Regions from separate parts of the Homo sapiens genome. Here region 1 is linked to region 2. The links are chromatin loops, found by intact Hi-C in ENCODE. Cell type or tissue: heart left ventricle. All regions are shown on one strand.

What was found. Hi-C counts contacts between places; a loop is a spot of excess contacts. Peaks named below come from ENCODE experiments on the same cell type or tissue, not always from the same donor. Only the 100,000 strongest peaks of a DNase experiment are listed, where the experiment ranks them.
Region 1: it touches region 2 in a loop (9-fold over the local background); 7 of 110 quality-filtered maps call a loop at or near these places.

What each region holds. Positions count from the first base shown.
Region 1 is chr22:25,246,361-25,248,860 of GRCh38, forward strand. No RefSeq gene overlaps it. Among named protein-coding and RNA genes, the nearest start is that of CRYBB2, 28 kb to the left of the region's middle. In heart left ventricle, no CTCF peak of the experiment used is centred here; no DNase peak of the experiment used is centred here.
Region 2 is chr22:25,471,496-25,473,995 of GRCh38, forward strand. It overlaps LOC124905094 (a long non-coding RNA gene), which reads left to right and starts at 2,079. Exons shown (of 2, transcript XR_007068036.1): 1 at 2,079-2,500. RefSeq lists enhancers at 730-1,230, 1,231-1,731. In heart left ventricle, no CTCF peak of the experiment used is centred here; no DNase peak of the experiment used is centred here.

The sequences.
Region 1 (2,500 bases), 230 kb before region 2:
GCAGACAGGGAGGTGAAAATTTAGGACAAATCATGCAAAGTAGGTGTTTGCCTCCACCTTCTACATGAGACAGACTCAGATAAACGGTTAGGGATGAAGGGGATGAAGTCTCCCATTTTATAGATGGGGAAGTAGAGGTCCACAGGGAAGGGCTTTGTTATCTGGCAAGCAGTGAGACCTGGGTGCCTAAAACACACCCGTACAAATGCATATGCATGTAGTATGTGCATATGTATTAGATAAATATTTGACATGTATTATATGTAGCAACTCTATTAGAAATGGAACTCTGTTAGAAACGTAGAACTCTTGAGGCCAAGACTTCGAGACCAGCCAGGCCAATGTGGTAAAACCCTGGCTCTACAAAAAATACAAAAATTAGCTGGGCATGGTGGTGTGCACCTGTAGTCCCAGCTACACGGGAGGCTGAGGCACAAGAACCTCTTGAACCTGGGAGGTGGAGGTTGCAGTGAGCCGAGATTGCACCTCTGCACTCCAGCCTGGGTGACACAGCAAGATCCTGTCTCAAAAAAAAAAAAAAAAAAAAGATATGGGGTCACAAATAGGAGAGAAATTTTTTTAGATTTCTTTTTTCTGTGTACCCATGTGTGAGCACCCATACACTCGCATACACGCATGCACACACAGATACAGGTGAATCCTAACCTCCTTGCTTCCTTTTGTTAGTTCAGGGAGGAGAAAGTGGGGGGAATTTGGGGTGTATTTACTACCCGCAGTATTCCTATTTTGTGTGTTACAATCCATTACTACTATCAGGGCTAGCTGCATAATTTGTGGGGCCCAGCACAAATGAAAATGCAGGGCCCGGGGTGGGGACAAGGAAGCTAATTTCCTCTTCTCATAAACTGGATTTTCCATTTGATGCAAAGGGACAATGCCCAGGGAACTGTACCCTCCATGCTGGTTTGTTCTGGATTGTTGGATGGCACTGGTAAGAGGCCCTAGCTGAATGGCCTGCAGAATGTGCTGTGCTACTGTCAGATTAGTGGAGGGAAACTGCCTTCTTGATCACCCCATGGTGCTATGAAAGTTGCAGATACAGGATAAAGTCCACTCTACTCAGACCCAGACAAATTGGAGCCAGGAGAGCACAAAGGAGAGGAGCTCATCCTTGCATGTCTAAAGCTAAAAGCTGTTTCCAGGCAATAACCCACAAGAAATTCTCTCATCTCCTTCATGCATCTTATGCTTTGCACGGCTTGCATGTTTCACACACATGCACATATTTCTGTGAAACGATTTCTTTTTTTTGTTTTTTTGAGACGGAGTCTTGCTTGGTCGCCCAGGCTGGAGTGCGGTGGCACGATCTTGGCTCACTTCAAGCTCTGCCTTCTGGGTTCACGCCATTCTCCTGCCTCAGCCTCCTGAGTAGCCACACCAGCACGCCTGGCTGATTTTTTGTATTTTTAGTAGAGACGGGGTTTCACGGTGTTAGCCAGGATGGTCTCGATCTCCTGACCTCGTGTCCGCCCGCCTTGGCCTCCCAAAGTGCTGGGATTACAGGCGTGAGCCACTGCGCGGAGCCACGATTTCATACTAGACATTTTTTAGGACTGCAGAAATTCAGATAAGATGATCTCAAAAGAAGACTTGCCTGATAATGGCTTCTGTACCAGTGATCTACTACTAACTCTGGCTTTGAGCCTCTGGTACCAATAAACTGTTTCTAAGCAGCTTACATGAACTTCTCACTTTTACCGATAAAGGCTTCCCTTTACCCTCCCCTCTTTGGATGCATCTGTGGCTTGCTATAACTGTGCATCCCAGGTTATTATCCTTTTTACTTACTCACAGATAAAATAGTTATGAGATTTTTTTTTTGATGGCTTATTTTTAGGTTGACAGTGCCCTGGCATATGGGCCCAGCCCTGAACCCTCCTGCACCTATCCATGCCTAGGCTTCTGCCAGGGTGGAAGGTGATGACAAAACGTGGGCCTCCCCCAGCCAAGGTGACCCAGTCACTGCTCTGAAGCAAGGAAGGGAATGCAAAGCCAGGCAGGGACCACGGGACCGGGGGTAGGGAGTGGGCATCAACAGGCCTCAGATCCATGTGTCATCAGAGGCTCCAGGCTCTCAGCATGCTCCATTGTGCCATCAGACTTCACCTAGAAACCACAAATTCAAAGGTAAAATGATAAAGGGTTTTAAGGCAGGGACTGTACATTATTAAAATTCTGAGCGCCAAGTCCTGTGTGACTCTATTGGTTGCAGGCCCACAAAGCCAGCCCTGACGAACACTATTAATTTTGATGTTCAAATTGTCCCAGATCTGGCTAGTGGGAACCCCTTCAAGCTGGTTCCTGTGTCCTTTTTTTTTTCTTTTTAAATAAATGTTTCAAGTATAGAAAGTAATGTTTAAAATTACCCAATTTTATCCAATTATCCAAAAGTTGTGTTCAGTTGAACAAATGTAAAGCAAGACTTTTGAAAAAAAAAGTTTACAATTAGATATAAAATGCTTAATAATACACTTTGACA
Region 2 (2,500 bases):
CAAGAATCTCTTGAACCTGGGAGGCAGAGGTTACTGTGAGCCGAGATCACACCTCTGCACTCCAGCCTGGGTGACAGAGCAAGATCCTGTGTCAAAAAAAAAAAAAAAAAAAAGGATATGTGGTCACAAATAGGAAAGGAATTTTTTTTTTTAGATTTTTTTTTCTGTGTACCCATATGTGAGCACCCATACACTCACATACACAAATGCACACACAGATACAGGTGAATCCTAACCTCCTTGCTTCCTTTTGTTAGTTCAGGGAGGAGAAAGCGGGGGGAATTTGGGGTGCATTTACTACCTGCAATCTTTTGGCTTTGGGAACTCAGGAGGAGGAGGAGGCAGGACAGAAAGAGCAGATGGAACAGGTACCCTTTTGGTTAGCCAGAGGGGACATTTGTGAACTAAGTGGGAAGAAAAGTGTCATTTTGTCCTTTTGTCTTATGAAGCTATTTTGGTGGCATTCATTTGGTTTTGAATGAAAGAAGCTGAATTTTACCACTGATTGTACATGTGAGTTGTTAGCAACAACCACCACAATAAGTCTGGGAACTGCGGGAAAGTAGGATGGGGCCATGGGAAATGGCCCGCCCTTCCTTCATCCAGAGGTGGCTGATGCCAATCTCCTGGCAAGGCCTGTCAGGCTTCTCTTAGGATGCACTGTGCATGGTGGTGAGGACTCCGGGCATCAGACCGACAAGGCTGGCAGGGGGTAAGGGCCTTTTCCAGAGCAAGGGGTCACACATGCAAAATTATCAAGGTGAGAAAAACTACTGGACGAGAGGGAATGGAGGTGGCTCTGCATGCAACTGTGGCTTCTACAGGGTGTGGGAACAAGAATGGTGGCAGGTGAGGCTGGCAAGGCAGCAGGGCCCAGGCTATGGAGGTAAATGTTGACCCTGGAAAGGAGTGTGGGCTTGCTTCTGAGGGCACTGGGGAGCCATGGGAGAATTCTAAGGAAGAGAGTCACCTGGCACAATTGGCCCTGGGGAACATTCCTTCTGTCTAGTGTGAGGAGTTGGGGAAAGAGGGAAAAGGCTGGAAGCAGTTCCCTTTGGTTGAGTGACAGAGGCCAACCACCTGCGCTATCCAGGTGGGGGCATGCCGGGGACGGGGCAGGATTTCTCTGGTGCACCCATTCCTTGTAAGGGGGACCTGTGATCACAGCAGTCTTGGTGTGCCATGTGGTCCCATCTTTTGCACCTTTCCTTTCTTTTGACACAGAGGCATGCTCTGTCACCCAGGCCGGAGTGCAGTGGTGCCATTTCAGCTCACTGCAGCCTCTTCCTCCTGGATTCAAGCAATTCTCGTGCCTCAGCCTCCTGAGTAGCTGGCTTTACAGGTGTGTGCCTGTAAATTTTTTGTATTTTTAGTAGAGAAGGGGTTTCACCATGTTAGTAATGGCTGGTCTCGAACTCCTGGCATCAAGCAGTCTGCCTGCCTCAGCCTCCCAGAGTGCTAGGATCATAGGTGTGAGCCATAGGGCCCAGCTTGTACTTTTCAAAGCACATTTGTCCATTTCTTGTTTCAGACATTCTTTTGATTAGAAACAAAATGTTACATTACAGTGGAAGCCTGCTGGGTACTTCCCTGACACCATTCCCTTTTCTCCTCCTACTTTTTTTGTATCTTTTTGTATCTTTTTTTTACTTTAACTACATGTGCCTAACCACAAACAATATATAGTATTGTTTCCACACTTTCCGTAAATGTTAAACTCTGTGATTCATTTAGCAAATTGCATTTTTCCCTTTAACATTATGTTTCCAAGGCCAGGCCAAGTGGCTCACGCCTGTAATTCCAGCACTATGGGAGGCTGAGGTGGGCGGATCACTTGAGGTCAGGAGTTCGAGACCAGCCTGGCCAACCTGGTGAAACCCTGTCTCTACTAAAAATACAAAAATTAGCTGGGCGTGGTGGTGGGCGCCTGTAATCCCAGCTACTCAGGAGGCTGAGGCAGGAGAATCCCTTGAACCCAGGAGGTGGAGGTTGCAGTGAGCCGAGATCATGCCACTGCACTCCAGCCCGCGCAACAGAGTGAGACTCTGTCTCAAAAACAAAAACAAAAACATTATGTTTCCAAGACTTATTTACAGTTGACTCTTGAACAATGAGGGAGGGAGGGGCACTGACTCCTTCATGCAGTCAAAAATCCACCTGTAACTTTTGACTCGCCCAAAACTTAACTTCCATTGAACAGAAGACTTGCCAACGCCGTAAACAGTGGAACAACACATATTTTGTATGTTGTAGGTATTCTATATTGTATTCTTGCAATAAAGTAAGCTAGAGAAAAGAAAAAATTATTAAGAAAATCAGAAGGAGGAGAATATATATTTACTATTCATTAAGTGGAAGTGGATCATCATCAAGGTCTTCCTTCTGGTCATCTTTATATTGAGTAAGCAGAGGAGGAAGAAAAGAGGAGGCTTTGGTGTTACTGTCTCAGGAGTGGCAGAGATGGAAGAAAATCCAGGAATAAGTGGACCCACACAGTTCA